2 separate regions of the Mus musculus genome follow, and region 2 is linked to region 1. Evidence: chromatin loops called from intact Hi-C (ENCODE). Cell type or tissue: left cerebral cortex. All regions are shown on one strand.

Evidence for each region. A loop is a pair of places that touch in the nucleus more often than their neighbours do. Peaks named below come from ENCODE experiments on the same cell type or tissue, not always from the same donor. Only the 100,000 strongest peaks of a DNase experiment are listed, where the experiment ranks them.
Region 2: a loop joins it to region 1, with 15 times the contacts of the local background. A loop is called at or near these places in 3 of 42 quality-filtered maps.

What each region holds. Positions count from the first base shown.
Region 1 is chr8:115,149,763-115,157,762 of GRCm38, reverse strand. The region is part of intron 8 of Wwox (WW domain-containing oxidoreductase); the gene reads right to left. Among named protein-coding and RNA genes, the nearest start is that of Gm39257, 190 kb to the right of the region's middle. In left cerebral cortex, no CTCF peak of the experiment used is centred here; DNase peaks (open chromatin) are centred at 3,447, 4,312, 6,828, 7,978 and 2 more places; H3K27ac peaks cover 350 bases.
Region 2 is chr8:115,329,215-115,337,214 of GRCm38, reverse strand. The region is part of intron 8 of Wwox (WW domain-containing oxidoreductase); the gene reads right to left. Among named protein-coding and RNA genes, the nearest start is that of Gm39256, 310 kb to the left of the region's middle. In left cerebral cortex, no CTCF peak of the experiment used is centred here; DNase peaks (open chromatin) are centred at 656, 2,139, 3,057 and 6,271.

The sequences.
Region 1 (8,000 bases):
CCAGTCTAATCCTTTGCCTGTGCAATTCCCTGTGATTCAACAGCATCTCTCTTCCCCACTGTAGGAAACTGGTGAGAAAATCTGGCCCACCAGGCCATTGAGAATCATCTCCCACGCTGAAGGTCGGCAGGTGAGCGACCTTCGTTTCTTCTGTCACTTCAGTTCCCTGTTTGCAATCTTAAGATACTCAACAGGATCTGGGCATTATGACATGGACATTGTTGGTAGCCCTTATTCGACCTACCACAAAGAGGACATAAAGAGTAAGAAGGAAGATGGGGAATATCACAGGCAAAGGTGGGGTGTGGCATTGATGAGGAATTGCTGAGATACATCCAGGAACCCAGCTAACGGGATGGAAGAAGCAGGCAGGGAGCAAACTCTGGAGAGTCAGGTCCCAGGTGAAAGGCCCGCTCCACGCCCCAAACGCCCGGAGAAAGGAACCATTTAAATACTCTAGTTGAGGGCTAAGCCTGTCAGTTTTCCTAAGTCTGTCAGATTACAGATGTTGTTGCTTTCTTACTCTCTAAAGGAAGGGAGAGTGTTGTATGTTAAAATATGGCCTATGGGGTATGGTGGAAGAACACTCGTCATCTCAGTACTCAGGAGGCAGAGGCAAGAGGATGGCAAGTCAGGGGCTAGCCTGGGCTACATAATGACATTCTCTCTTACAAACTAATGGCCAGCTCATTGCTTTCCTCAATTGCTGTGAGCAAATACCCAACAAGAAGCAACTTGAGGAGAAAGGGTTTATTCTCACTCACAGCGCAAGGGTGCTGTCCACCATGGCAGAGAAGCATGCCAGCCCAAGTGTGGAGTGGTTGGTCACCTGGCATTGACAGTCTGGAAGCAGGGAGAGATGAATCCTGGTACTCTGCTTGCTTTCTTGGTTTTGGGCATCCAGGGGCCCAAGCCCATGAAAGTGATCCTACCCATACTTAAGGGCTGACTCTCCACACTTCAGTTTACCTGGTCCAGATACTCCCTTCATGGGCATGCTCAGAAGTTTGCCTCCTAGGTGATTCGAGATCCTGATAGGTTGGTTGATGCTCTATCAACCATATAGCTGGGGATGTAGCTCAGTGGTGGCATGCTTGCCCAGTCCACACAAGGCTCTGGGATTTATTCCCTGTGTAGAAAGGGGGGGGGGGGGGGGAAGGGCAAGACCCTTTTGTATCACTTAGAATTTGTGTAATTATACTTATTTCAAGATCTCTTTCAGACCGAGAACGTAGGTTTTGCTATAGATAGTTCTTATGTATACAATAAAAATGTAAGTGAAAATACTGTAGAAAAAAGTTATTATGGCATTCCTAAAATGTCTCCGCCTTCAAAGTCCTCTATCCCCAGAATAACTGTAACTCTGAATCATCGAAGATCAAGCGTCTGCCAGCATGACTCTTTTCTTTTTTACTATTGGGAGTCATGGGGGTGTGGTCCTTCTTAGAAGAAGAATTTCGCAATTATGTGAAGCAAGCTAATCTTGATTATCACTTCCAGAACTGAGCGTTCTAGCCCATGGAACTGTACCAGACAAGGTCTAAGTGGCCACACCTACCTGTGCCGGTCTTTCAGTGACCACTTAGCTCCTAGAAGGCTGAGGCCCCTGCCATGATCTTTGAGACTTTCTTGGAAGCGGCCAACACTTATCCTTCGAGATTCCTGGTGGGCTCTTTGTATGTTTGCATAATGCACAGATAAGAACAAAGCTTGGTATCACCCCTACTTGGCTAAGGACAACTTCCAAAAGTGCTCGCATTTCAGAGATGCTGACAGGGAAGGATTTCGAAGATGCGTCCGAAGGTTAAAGGTCAGACAGATGTGTTCCAACAGTCAGTCATTCCATCCGGGCAAGATTCATTCACACACCGGACGGCTGCAAATAACAGCTGATTTACTTATTCCTTCTTCTGAGGACTGTGATGGCCACATTCATCTGAGTCAGCTAATTCTTGCCAAAATTCTAGGTGGAGGTATTATTATTGTTGTTGTTGTTATCAATATCATACCTATTACACATACTGAGACACTGAAGCTTCACTAGATCTATGAACCTGTCTAATATTAGGTGGGAGAACCCAGCTGTGAACCCAGAATGAGTACTGATATGTTTAAGCATTCCTCTTGTCTGTCTGTCTGAATTCCTAAATGGAGAAGTCCTTAAAACTCTTAAGAGTCCAAAGTCCCTTCTGCAAACACGTACAGCACCAGCTGTGTAGACACCATGCTCCGCTTTGGGCCCCAGGACAGAAAGGTGAAAAACTAAACATTCAAACAAACCACCACCACCACAACAACAGCAAAAAAAAAAAAAAAAAGATAGTTTCACTGAAGTCGCCGAGTCTAAAGGAGGACGCAGAGGCTAGCCCACAGGACCAAAGAGGGTAAGCATGTTTAGGGGTACAAGCGGAGGAAGAAAAAAAAAAACCATTTTATTCCTGTTGTGCAATTTTTCTTCAAGAATTTTGGAGGCTCCACATCAGCTTGTGAAACATTCAGACATTCCCAGGAAGGAAGGGTGAAATTTGCATAGAAAATCTATTCCGGTCCCCAGCCCGTTTTTTTGGGTTGGCTGCAAATAACAGCTGATTTACTTATTCCTTCTTCTGAGGACTGTGATGGCCACATTCATCTGAGTCAGCTAATTCTTGCCAAAATTCTAGGTGGAGGTATTATTATTGTTGCTGTTGTTGTTGTTGTTATCAATATCATACCTATTACACATACTGAGACTTTTATAGTTGCTGCCCTCCCTCAAGTCTGCCTGAGCATCATCATCTTCTAAGGGGACGAAGAAAAGGCGATGAGACAAATACACAGCCAGCACACACTTGGCTTCTTGGAGTGATTAACAACGTGTGTTTATTAATAAGCACCACTGTATACAGACACAATTCTTTAGGCTAAAGTTAGGAAGGACAAAATAAATAAATAAATAAAGTGAAACATTTCAAAGACTATGGGGGCGTGCATGTTGGGGGCGGACTTGCCTACCATGCACCAGATCTTGGACTTACTTCATCCCCAGCATCAACATAGATAAAATGAAAATTAAAATGTAGAGTTGAAATCTCAGGGTAGCTGGGCCCAGAAGGCTCAATGGAGATACTGATTTAAAAAAAAAAAAAAAATCTGTAGGCTGTCACCAGGAAGAGGATAAAAAAATCCGGTTCTGTAGATCTCTCTGATTATCTACATACACATAGCAGGTACGTAGTCATGTTGCTGATCCTGGAGTGGGTTTCTAAGAGATTATTTTATCTGTGGAAGTTCTTCCTAGGAACATTTTCTTTAGAATCATTTAAAATTTTATTTCAGTTGGTTTCAGCGGCCTGCTGCAGAGGTATCCTCCCCCTCCACCGCCTCCTCTGCCTCCTCCCTGATAGTGGGAGCCCCTTGCGGCACGCTCGCAAGCCACTTGAACATATGTCTACATGGAAGAGCATTAGATTGTTAAAGCAGATGGTGGCATGCTTCGGAATCTGACAGCCTGCTCTGACGGCACTATCAGCAGGCAGGGCTTGCCAGCGACGCACATTTCAGCGAGGGGCTGCCAGGGAGAACAGATCTTGGCTTCACCCTCCAAGGTGCAGAGAGGAGCTTGTGTTTGAAAACAAGCAAAATGTGCTCTCTCTCTCTCTCTCTCTCTCTCTCTCTCTCTCTCTCTCTCTCCAACAGCAAATGAGGATGCGGCTCAGCAGCGTTTATGGCACATGTGTTGTGGGATGGGGAAATAGTTTGCAAGCCACGGTTCTATAAATGGTACCGACTTGGGGTGTTTTCCATCAGAGGCAGGTGGGAAGTAGAGGGGGAGGCAGTTGTTGGAAGAACGGCAGAGTCGCCCGTTTCCGTGGGCTGTGGGTCTTTCTTTCACTGTACCCTGTTTGTTTCCCAAGATGTCCCCATGCATTTGAGGGTCACCATCTCATACTGTCCCTGGCCCTGTAAAAGTGCATTGAGAGAAGAACCAGAGACTCTCAGGCTGCTTGCCCACAGGTCTGGCTCCAGGCTAAACACTTCACTGATACACCTGCCCATTGCAACTCATTCAAACCGTTTTTGCACATAGTGACATTGGGGTCAAGTGTAAGGAAAAATTTGAGCCAAACTAGGTGAACCTGGGTGGGGACAGAACTGTGCCCCATAGTTGATGGTTTATGCCCCGCTTCTTTATGACACAGTTAGAAACAACATCCACAAAGTAAAATCCACCTCTCTCAGAGCACACAGCTGCAAAGGAACCTGGCTCAGTGCTGCTATTTTCAAGGTGACTTTGTCTTCCATATTTCTAAATAGAGAGTTCTATGCAAGGAACATGCATCTCGGCTTAAAGGAGGGACGGGGGGAAGCAAAAACTATGTCTGAGCTGACTTCCATAGAAAGATTTGCATTTTGCCAAAATAACTTTCGAGATCTGGCTTTTGAGTCACCTCCTTCCTCCGGAGAAGTGAAAAATACCACCCCTTTTCCAGCCAAGGTTTAACTCCACTCTGGTCTCCATCTCCCTTCCAGTCACAGAAATATCGTTAATAAATTACCAGAGCTGTCACGAGCGCACACACACACACACACACACACACACACACACACACACACACAGATGTGAAAATCGTTTTGAAATGGTCCCACTTGAGGTCATACCATCTACGAAAATTGACGGCTGTTATTTTCTAATTCCTTCAGAGGCCACCACGGGTGGGTCTTCTTTACACTTGCAGTGGTTGCCCCCCTTTCAATTTGCATTTAAAAGACAGTAAATTGCAGGGTCCATAAACATTTTTATAGTGATTTATTGAAGACTAGAATGTCATCGGTGTTCTTCACACTTAACCAGGCCTGAGAATCAAAGGCTGGCTGGGTATGCCATCTCACTGTTCCTGTCAGCCCTGTGAGGACAAGCCAGTCTTTGGGGGCATCTTCCCTTCTCTCATTTCCTCTTCTCCCTTTCTTTCCTCCTTTCTCCCCTGCACCTTCTTTTCTTGGCATTAGGTCACGGAAGCACACTTTTAGCTACCAAGTCCCAAGGCTCAGCTCTAGCCTTTTCAAAAGAACTCAGTTTTTACTAAACAGCACAGCATTCTTTATCAGAGAGAGAGAGAGCAAATACAAATTGAAAATCTTTCTTGCCGGGCGTGGTGGCGCACGCCTTTAATCCCAGCACTCGGGAGGCAGAGGCAGGCGGATTTCTGAGTTCGAGGCCAGCCTGGTCTACAGAGTGAGTTCCAGGACAGCCAGGGCTATACAGAGAAACCCTGTCTCGAAAAACCAAAAAAAAAAAAAAAAAAAGAAAGAAAGAAAATCTTTCTTTTCCTCTTCCCAGTTTGTGCGCTGCCCACTAGAAAGCATCCTCACACATCTACCACAGGCAGTAGGTGACAGGCAGGCATCTGGGTAGACACAGCAGGGACTTCCATCTTCCCAGCTAAACCCTTAGAGCAAGCATTGGCTGTGCACCTGCGTTAGAACCTGCTATTCGGAAACAATGCTAGAGACATGGATCTGGGGTCAGAAGGCGTTTGTGCTACTTCCCAGCCAGCTAAGTCATGAAAGGAGGTGTGCAGCCAAGACACACAGTTTATCTAAGGGCACAGTTACTCTTGGCATCCTTCGCCCGTTATGGGGGGGTGGGGAGGACAGGAACCTTTCTGTGCGGATTTTGTAGAGAGGAAAAGGAGAGGGGGCCGAGGAGAAGAAAAGCGGCTCTGCGCCTCATCTGCCCTTCCAGTGTCCAAAAGGGAGGATTTCTTTCCATCTTTTCCACATTATAATAATGGCTTTTCGGCTTCTGAAAGGAGCCCCAGTATAAGCGCAAATGTTGCATGACCGCGAAGAAAACCCCAGTCTTTGTCGCACCAGTGAAAGTCCTTCTCTGCCTGCGTCTCCCTGCCATTAACTGAGATGAAATGAGTTTCTCCCCCTTTTGATTCCGGCCCCCACCCCACCCCCACCCACCCCCACTGCCTATGACAGTGTGACGTGATTGGGCTTCCCGGCCCATTATTTCAGGGAAGGTTCTATTCTGGTTTGGGAGTTCCTGCCTGCAAGGTTATCTGCACACAATGTAGCAAGGCACTCTGCATTCTTTTTTTTTCTTCTTCTTCCCCCTTCTGAAATCTGATCTCGGTGATGCGAGCAAGAGAACTGGCTTTGCGTTTGTCAGATAAGTAGCTAGGTGCTGGGAGTCGTAATTTTTGTGACTTCAGTCAGGGCTCCCTGTTAAAATATGTCAACTGATAAAAATGTAAGCCTTAAAAAAATAACCTTTGAATCAAAAGTGCTGTTTTATCTCAAACACACACACACACACACACACACACACACACACACACACACTATATGCACCCCTTCCTTGGACCTCCCTTTATTCGTTTGCCTGTTTCCTGGTGTGTATTTCCAAACAGTTCTTTTTGAATGGGGTTGCCACTCCAGGGCCACCATTCAGCTCACTGGGAGGGGAAAATCAAGGGACTTGTGCGACCAGATTGGTGTAGCACAGTTTGTCTGAAAAGATGCAGAGGCGCCCTCCCCTGTTTTACTCTACGTTGTTAGGAAATATTTCCTGATCACAATAAGCAAATAAATCAAATCCAGAGTGGGGCTCTGTTTTGAGCAGAGTCAAAGAATTTTAGGGCAAGTGTCTAGAAGGACTACCATAATGTCGTCCCTATGTTCCCGGGGCCAGGGCCTAGCTGCCAGTCTGCTCAGGGAACAACGCTTCCTTGTCCCCCACGTGAGAAGAACCAAAGGCAACTGCAGTAATGTCTGTGTCCCTCAGCCATGAGAGGAGCACAAGAGGCCAGCTGGGCCCACAATGGTCTTCAGGCTGCTCACAGGTTCTTTCGCCGTCAAAGCCATCCCCACCCTGGGCAAAGCCGCCTTGCACCACGCTGGCGAACGTGTTATATAAATATTAACAGGAGGCAGATTGCTGGAGCCCCTGTGTGTTGCTTTCCCCACTGGTGGCAGCCACACAAAGCCACTGGTGACAAAACTAAGAGGCACGGGGCGCGCTCCAGGCATGGGGCTCGCTCAGGAGCCCAGTGCCAAGGCGAGCAGGAAGCAAGGTCCTGTCCCCATCCCTGTTCGAAGGCCCGTACACCCAGGCCTGCAGCTGATAACACTGTAATAGTCCTCCTTTGAGAACCGCGGTTCCCGCCTGCTGATTAGTCATTTATCACACCTGGCAGCATGGCCGAACTATAATTACTCTTCTCTTATCCTAACGGCACTGTCATGTCCGAGAGGAGAGGTGCGGCAGAGTCCCCAGTTAATGACACATTACCCTCTTGACAAGCTCTTAAAGGTTTTATTGTAAATATTCAAGATATAAAACATCCGAGATTCCCTTTTTAATTATAAAAAAGCAATTTCATGGCCTCCCTTCCCCAACCTGCTCCTCCCCCTCCCCAACCCCACGCCTCCCCAAATAGTAAAGTTTCCGCTCCCTTATCCTCTGCTTACTGCAAACAAACTGATGTCCCTTTGTCACGTAAACTCATTGCTACAAGTTAACTCGGTATCTCTACGCAATTATCAGACATATTGCCTATGAAATTGGTAATTTAAACACACATCACATTTCCACAAAAGTTAAATTTCCGCCCCGAAAGAAGGGTAAAATGTGCATTTATATGAAAAATTATATATGAAAAAAAAAAGCCTAAAACGCAGCATAAATAGTCTGGTTTTCCTCATCGGAACGTGAAGGAGAGGGGGAGTCATGACGTCGTTTTTATTTTATTTTTTATTTTTTTGAAGATGAGCCTCTAAATGAAGTAAAAATTATATGCATATATTTTTTTAAACTAAAAAATTGGAAATGTGTGGGTCGTTAAACCCTGATTGCCTACTTACAAGGTTTAGGGAGAAAGCCAATGTAGCATCCAGCCATGCCCTGGGCTATTTCTGTAGCTCTAGAAGGGTGCGGCAGACACTTCCCTCAGGGAGCGAGGGCCCTGGCAGGCTGTTCCATCTTACCACCTTCCTGCTAGTGTTTATGA
Region 2 (8,000 bases), 180 kb before region 1:
GGCACATAGGAGCTTCCAACACACAGCTAAGTGACATGCTCTTAAGCTGAAGGGCCTGGGGTCAGAGACCCAGAGAAAAACCAGATGTTTCTTCATACTGCATCTCTGATACTTCATCTAAGGTGACAAACCATGAAGCAGCCTTTGGTTTGGGTACTTCCCGAACTGAAGACACAAGCAGATTCCTACACAGGAGACTGCATGAGAAGCGTCTGTCCCTAGGACTTGGTGATATCATAGCCCCTTCAGAAACAATACTTAAACAGGAGTTCCTTAGATCTCAGTGGGAGCCTCTATCTCAGGAAACAAGGAGGGTGACTTCTGAGAGATGACATCTAAGGATGACCGTCAGCTTCTACAAGGATGGACACATGTTTGCATGAGTATCTCCCCAGCAAATATAAATACACATGAATACACACAGACACACAGACACACACACACACACACACACACACACACACACACACACACACACACACTGGAAACCAATGACATGGAAAAGAGAAAAGCAATAGTCTTTTTCTACTTGATTGACACTCCAAGCACACTAGAATCTAGAGTGTGAAATTGTTGCAGCTGCTGATTTTCACTCTCGATTTTCTCATGAGTCTCAAACTCTCTCATGGCTGGCTCCTTCAGAGAACATATGTTCCCATGTCCACCCACCTGTGTAGCTTTCCCTGTCACTTTCTTCCTTCCTGAGCCTGTTCCATGCATGGACTCCAGGCATGGCTTTAGAGCAGTGGATGCTGTGAGATTCTGCTGAAATGTCCATCTTGCATCAAGGTGATTTCTAGGCCACAAGGGTATTTTCTTTTGAAGGATGAGTCCTCTTCAGGGATTTTGCTTAACCCAGGTGAGCTACCTTGCCCTATCTAGATCCTTTCCAGGAGGCAGCCTCCATCAACGATACTCTTGTCTCCTTATCCCACTTGAGAGCATCCGTTTCATGGTTTGGTACCTTAGATGAAAGCCATCTTGGCTTCAGAGTCTGCTCAGGACTGTGGGAAACACTTGGTACTCTGGCATCACAGCTCAGTCCTCCCACTGACCCTTCCATGTGCCACATTCCCTCACAGGTATGCATTCCTGACCATGTTCCTAGCACCCTGCCAAGTGCCCGTCTTTGTCAGCTTAGAATACCCAACCTCTCATTCAACCTTCGACCAGCAGGGTGATTGGGAAACCACCTGAAACACACTTTGCCTGCTTGTTCTCATGAGATCATGACACTCAACCCATTTGATTCATTTTAAAGATGGAATCAGACGGTGCACAGAATATACTCCTGTGGTGCTAGCTCACAGTCTACACTCAACAGATAATGACCAGCTGTGGTGATAGCAGAGCATCTATCCTCCTCCCGTGGTACCCATACTCATCGCCCCCCCCCCAATAACAGGAAGCACAACTGGTTTCTGGTCAAGCATAGTGGATTCAATTCAAACATTGGTGCCTGTCTCGGAAACTAAAAGTCTAATACATGTGGGAAACGTTTACTTGGTGATCAAGAAACCTTTGGGAGTTGGAAAAGTAGCAACTCCCTGAGTCAGCAGAGTGGGACCTCTAGCAGAGGAAGGGACAGAAATAAGCCACTGTACGTGATAGAGCTTGGTCATGGAAGGAGCTGGCAGAGCTATGCGCGGTATGGTAAGGACTGAAGGAACGCCTCTGTGACTTCACATGATGTCACAGAAAGAGGACATCCTCCCTCAGGACAGCCCACCCATCATCATTCCCTCGTCTGCGAACTTACGATACAAACTGCTCTTGACCCCCAGTGCCCATCAATCTGAGGCTGGTTAGTGTGTGCTATCAGGGTTCAACTTCACGAAGAAGGGGCCCAGCACCCCACCCAATTTGAGGTACCCAGTAGTTACTCATCAAATAGTTCTAGCAGAAGAGTTGAGTAAGTGGTACTTTTAAAAAACAGATCTAAGATTAAAAAAAAAAAACATAAACAATGTAAGAGCCTGACTATTTTGTTCTTGAATTACTGTTGATGTGGTTTGGGCAACATTCTTCCCTATAAGTTGTGACTCACATAAAGCTTTCTCTTATACAAGGCTGGCTATGAGGCAGTCAGCAGACTAGAGGAACACATGTACACTCTCCCTGTCCTACTCCCTTGTGGTCCTGGTGGAAAAGATTTGCTGTTTTCTTCCCAGGTTACAGAAAACTGAGAGAGGAAACTACTTGCTCAAGTCTACACAACTCCTAAGTATCAGGTCTGGTTTGAACTCATGCCTTGTCTCTGAAGTTATGTTACACAACAGAGATGGAACTTAGAGCATGCCTCTTCAGGTCTCTGGGCCTTCCTTTTATCGTTGGACTTCATTTCCAGGTACAGATTTCTACAAGGCTCCTAGCCTACAGGGTTTGCATTTGCCTGCAGAGTGGGTTTGAGATGGAGGGAAAATGGGATCAGGACTGTTTCCTAGAACTCTGCCTGTAGGCAGAGAAAGAGATGGAGTCCAACTACAGGGAAGTACAGTCTCATCAGGTCTTGGTATTTTGTTGCCTCTTTTTACTAACATATTAATGCCACCTCAATAACCATGAGATGAATGAATGAATGAGCAGGTAGATGTTGTTGAATGGATGAACAAATGGGGAACTGAAAAGTTGGATGGATGGATGGATAGATGGATGGATGGATGGATGGATAGATGGACAGGTAGATGGATGGATAGATGATGGATGGATGGACAGGTGGATGGATGGATTGGCAGGTAGATGGATAAATGGATGGATAGATGGATGGATAGGCAGCTGGATAGATGAATGGATGGATGGATGGATGGATGGATGGATGGATGGATGTATGGATGAATAGATGAATTAAGAACTGAACAAATAACTAAATGACTGTTTGGAAGTACTGCTTGTTATTTTACACCAAAAGGGAGGCATGCTGTGGACATGACTCACTAGTGGTCACTCAGACTTTAAAAATACCCACATTCCTTGTGAGAGCTGGCAGGAGCAGTTTCTCTCCCTGGAGCACAGCCCTCTGCCTACCTAATACAGTGTGAGGTGTTAACTACATTATCTGGAAATACCCCTATGACTAATTCCCATCCCTTATCCGGAGGAGAAGAAAATTGTCTGTAGTGCGAATGCCCCAGATTCCTGGTCAGTTTATGTAAGGCGTTTCAAGCCATTGCAGTATTTAAAGCCATTTTTAGCTTCAATCACTTGATGTGTGGTGAGCCAAGAATACCTGATCTCTTACTCCTTAAAACTCCCTGTTTTTTCCACTAATTTTGTTTAAAGTGGTTGTGGCACTAAGTACTTCTCCACTGAAGAGAAGGTTTATAAACATGCATCCCAACATTATGCCGTCTTTTAAATAGGTGCTTATTCAGTGAATTCTCCTGTTACATCGCCTGGGCTCCTTTAGCTCTGATACTTTGGGCTGATCCCAGCCCTGCCAGGTGGTGGGTGGGTGATATTTATTTTTTGTCATGGCCTATTTGGTGGTTTTTGTACACTGAAAACTTTTCTGCTCGTCCCAAACAGGATTAGATGGAAGCTTTTCCCAAGTGATGTCTACAGCAATTGAATAAGGTTTGAGCTCTGACTAACCAAAAGTTAGAAGACTACGGGGGAGGGGTGCTTTTATTAAGTAGGGAAAGATAAAGGTCCTTTCTTTATGCGGTGTAGCTACTTTGAAACACATGAAATGCTCAGAAAAGCAAAATCTCAGGGCATCAGATATTTTCTCAGAACCTAAACCCCGATTTCACTTGCACTCTTCTTGCCTTTACCCTCCAAGAAATAGAAATCCTACTTTGACCACCTTTCGCAGAATCTTATTGTTCATTTGTTGGTCTTTAAATATATGGACAAACAAATTCAGCTGCATTTCAATACGTGCAGGTACCTCCAGTGGGCTAATGATTCCTACAAGTCCTCGGATTTCTTTGTGAACTCGTTGACAGTAAATAGCAGGGTGTGTTGGTTTAAGAAATAAACCCATTTGCTGTAGTGCCAGAGTAGCTACAGCCGTGTTCTAATAAAACTCCCAACACAAGCCTAGCCAGGCAACATGATTTGGCCCATGGACTGCAGTTCACAGACCATTGCTCTATAAAACTCAACAAATTAATTATCAGAGTGTATCTTCTAAACGACTTCCCTTCCTTGACAAAACAGACTTGATGTTTTATTGAATCTTTATTCCAGTTTCATCCAAGTTGAAAATATCATAATATTTTGTTGTTGTTATTGCTGCTGCTGCTGTTGCTGCAATGGGATCTGAACCTAGAGCTTTGCGTATATATATTAGGCAAGAATGCTACCTCTAAGTTACACTCCTAGCACTAAGAATTCCTTTTCAAAGCCATCTCATGCATCCCCGATGCCCACAAACTTACTATGACCTTGAGCTTCTGATCCTTCTACCCCACTTTCCAAGTGCCTGTGCCACCATGTGTGGTTTATGCCGTGCTGGGGACTAAACCCAGGCCTTTGGCAAGTCCTTTGCTTACTTAGCTGGATCTCTGAGCCCACACAGTGAAGCTTCCTAAGGCTGTCTGCAGAAGGAAGTTCCCGGTGTGCTGAGCATCCAGAGACATCAATAAGTCCTGTGTGAAGTCTTTAAACTTCACATCCAAACGTCAGGCAGAAATCTATGCTTAATGACTCTATGACAGTTATTCTTAGTTTTTTTTTTTTAATCCAAAAACAATTTGCTATGAAGACATTTCCATGGAAGATAAAACAGGGACTCGTTTGATGCTCCCAGGTAGATGGACATCTTCATCTCCCTTGAATCAGATACCTTTCTCATCGTTGAGACAGAGCTTGGACAGAAGCAGCTTAAGATATATCTGGGCTCACTGTTTTGGAGGGTATGGTCCATCGTGATGTGCAAGGCAAGACAGCTGCAGTGGCTCTGCCTGTGGGCGTAGGTGGCTACTGTATTTCACGTCCATCATGGCTAAAGAGCTTAAACTGGAGCCACGGCTGGACTATACCTTCACAGGCTCACCCACAGTGACCCACCTCAGGCAGCCATCTAGGCTCTATATTCTGCAGCTTCTGTAACTTTCTCAAACAGTTTAGTACCAAGTGTTTAAACACAGGGACTCAAACATTTGATACCCTCTGTCCCTGAATGTATAAGGAGTTAAATCACCAAAAGGAAACAAAACAAAACAAAACAACAACAACAACAACAAAACAGACACCTTGCTTAGCTCAATTTCAAGATGGAGAACAACTGCCCTAACCTTTGTGGGAAGGAGGCAACGATTTTATGCTCCGAAGACTTCAATGCAAACAAGCAAATCAGGGAGATAGGATGGAAGACTCACTCTCTCCTGCTCTTTGTGTCCACTGGTCGACAGCTCTCAGAAAAAGAGAATCCCGGGCCCCTTTGATTGGAAGAGGAACTGCTCCGAATAAATATTCTTTGAGAAATATGCTATGCAGTCTGTTCACCCAGGTCTTCTCGAAGCCAACATACCACGCTGGCTAGAAATTTCCCCCAAGGAGCTGGGGAAAAGCACTTGCAACCCAGGTTCAAATCCCAAAATAAATCAAGGAAAAGCCAGCCTCAATAATGTGAGCATCTGTAACTTCAACCCTCTTAAGACTGGGTGGGTATCTGAGACAGAAGCATTCCCAGGAGCTCTCATGCTCGCTACATGGTGGGAAAACAGCATCAGGAGCCCACGTCACAGCAAGGTAGAAAATGACGACTCACAACAGAGCTTATCCTCTGACCTCCACACCCACTCTGGGGCACGTGTGTACCTGCCCTTATACACATAGCTGTGTGCACATGTGCACACACACACACGCGCGCGCACACACACACAAAGACAGAGCCTTGAGCCCAGCTGCCACCAATGTCTCTCTGTTTATGCAGTTTTCTTCTCCATATAGTAACTTTTTTTTCACTGTCACCAGCAAGTATCTGTTAACTTTTCCACACAGACTTTGAAGATGTTCCACTATGTGTCACAATATGGATCTGAATGCAACAAAGACTATAATTATTGAGCATTTGTGAGAAGCAATATTTTCCCTCCGGTGCGTGTTAGCTCAGCTCTTCATGAGCAGCGTGGGCACTGATGCTAAGGATGCTGCCTGCACCCCTCAGTGCCTTCTCCATGATAGAAATGGAGAAGCGAGAGAGGTGAGCGCTCTGAGCCACTGATAGAGGACAACCCACAATGCTCTCCATCCGCGACCCATGGAGATCGATGAGAGTTTGGCAGGGGATTTGGAAATAAAAGTGGTGATCTGCTGGCATGGGTTAAACATTCTGCCTCCGTGCAAAGAGATTTGAAAGGCTCAACCCAGCACACGAGACTGTGCATCCTAGAGATCCCGCTCGGCAACAGATGGCTTGCAAGGGCTGAATTGCTGTATAAACATTTAACTGAAAGTTTGATCTCCTAAGTGTGGAAAATTAAGCAAAACAAAAGGAAAATGATTCTCAGAGGCGCTTCAATTAGCAATTTGTAATTTCTCTGACAATGCACGCTGTGCCCCGTAACCATGCAAATACCCTCCAGGAAAGGGATTTTAGGAAATCTTGAAAAGAAATCCAGAAACTAAAAGAAGTCATGTGATTGCCAAAAAAAAAAAAAAAAAAAAAGAGGGCATATCGCTTAGCAGCAGCAGTCATAACTTCTGAGCTGTGTATGAAACCACAGAGGAGGACTCACCCAGCACCTGCCTCCCAGACCTTTCCTCTCCTGCATGGAGGACAGGAGGGGACTCTTCGCCCAGCTCTGCTTTACGTACCTTCATCCATTCTCCTGTCTCCAGCTCGCTCTCTCTCCCTCTCCCTCTCCCTATTCCTCCTCCTCCCCTTCCTCCCTTTCCCCCTTCTCTGTGTGCATCTGTGGTACATGCTAGGAAGAGGATACAGGAAAGAAGGACTGCACTTTACCACTGTCAATCATGGGTCATCCGTGGAGGAGAATGGAGAGCCACACAAGAAGTGAGAGGACTGTTGCCTGAAGACCATCACTGCACCCAGAGATAAAGTGTAATGTAAACTTCATTATGTCTGAAGCCTACATCCCACACAGAGAGAGCGATCACCCTGAGGCAGACTCATTTGTAGAGCTTGTTGTTGTTTCGGTTTGTATGTTTTGTAATATAAAAGAAAGGAAAAGTCTTTGGGGACTAGAGAAGAATTTAGTGCCTACAAGTATTCAATAAATGCTTGTGGGATCAATGTTTGGAGCACTGCTCTAGCCCCACTTCTGATGCTGTGAGAAAACACCCTGCATAAGAGCAATTTAGGAAAGGGAAATGGTTCATTCAGTTTACAGTTCCAGGCCACAGACCATTACTTAGTGAACGTCACTGAGGCAGGAGCTTGTGACAGCTGGTCTCACTCAGCACATTCACAGTCAAGAGCAAAGGTGACTGCACCCATGCTGTCAACTGGCTTGCTAATTATATGCTCAGCTAGCTTTCCTCCTAAGCAGTTCAGGACCACCTGCCTAGGGAATGGTGCCGCTCACAGTGGGCTGATTCTTCCTCCATCAGTGAACAATCAAGACAACCCCTGACACATAAGCCCAGAGGCCAGCCTGCTCTAGATAATCTCTCATTGAGGCCCTCTTCCCAGGTGAATCTAGGTCCTGTCAAGTTGTCAGGAAAAGCTGACCAGCAGAGATGCTAGAATGTGATTGATGGCAATTACATCTTTGGATCACTGGAGGAAGTTTGATTAGCTTTCGTGGAAATGCCATGATATTCGGAAAGAGAAGATTTGGTTACCCTTGGAGATATAGAGAGTTTTTAGACCGGCTGCTACATGAAACCATGTCTAAAACTCCTTCCCAGGACCCAAGCAAAAACAAAACAAATGAATGAAGCTATATGGTGAACACTGTTACTAATCACCATAAGGAGGAGGGAGCAAGTCCCTCCTATTTAAGGAATTGTCCCAGAGTCACCTGAGTAAGTGGGGTTTGAACCCAGGCAGTGGAGTTCAGAGTATGTGAGTCCATCATTTCCACTCA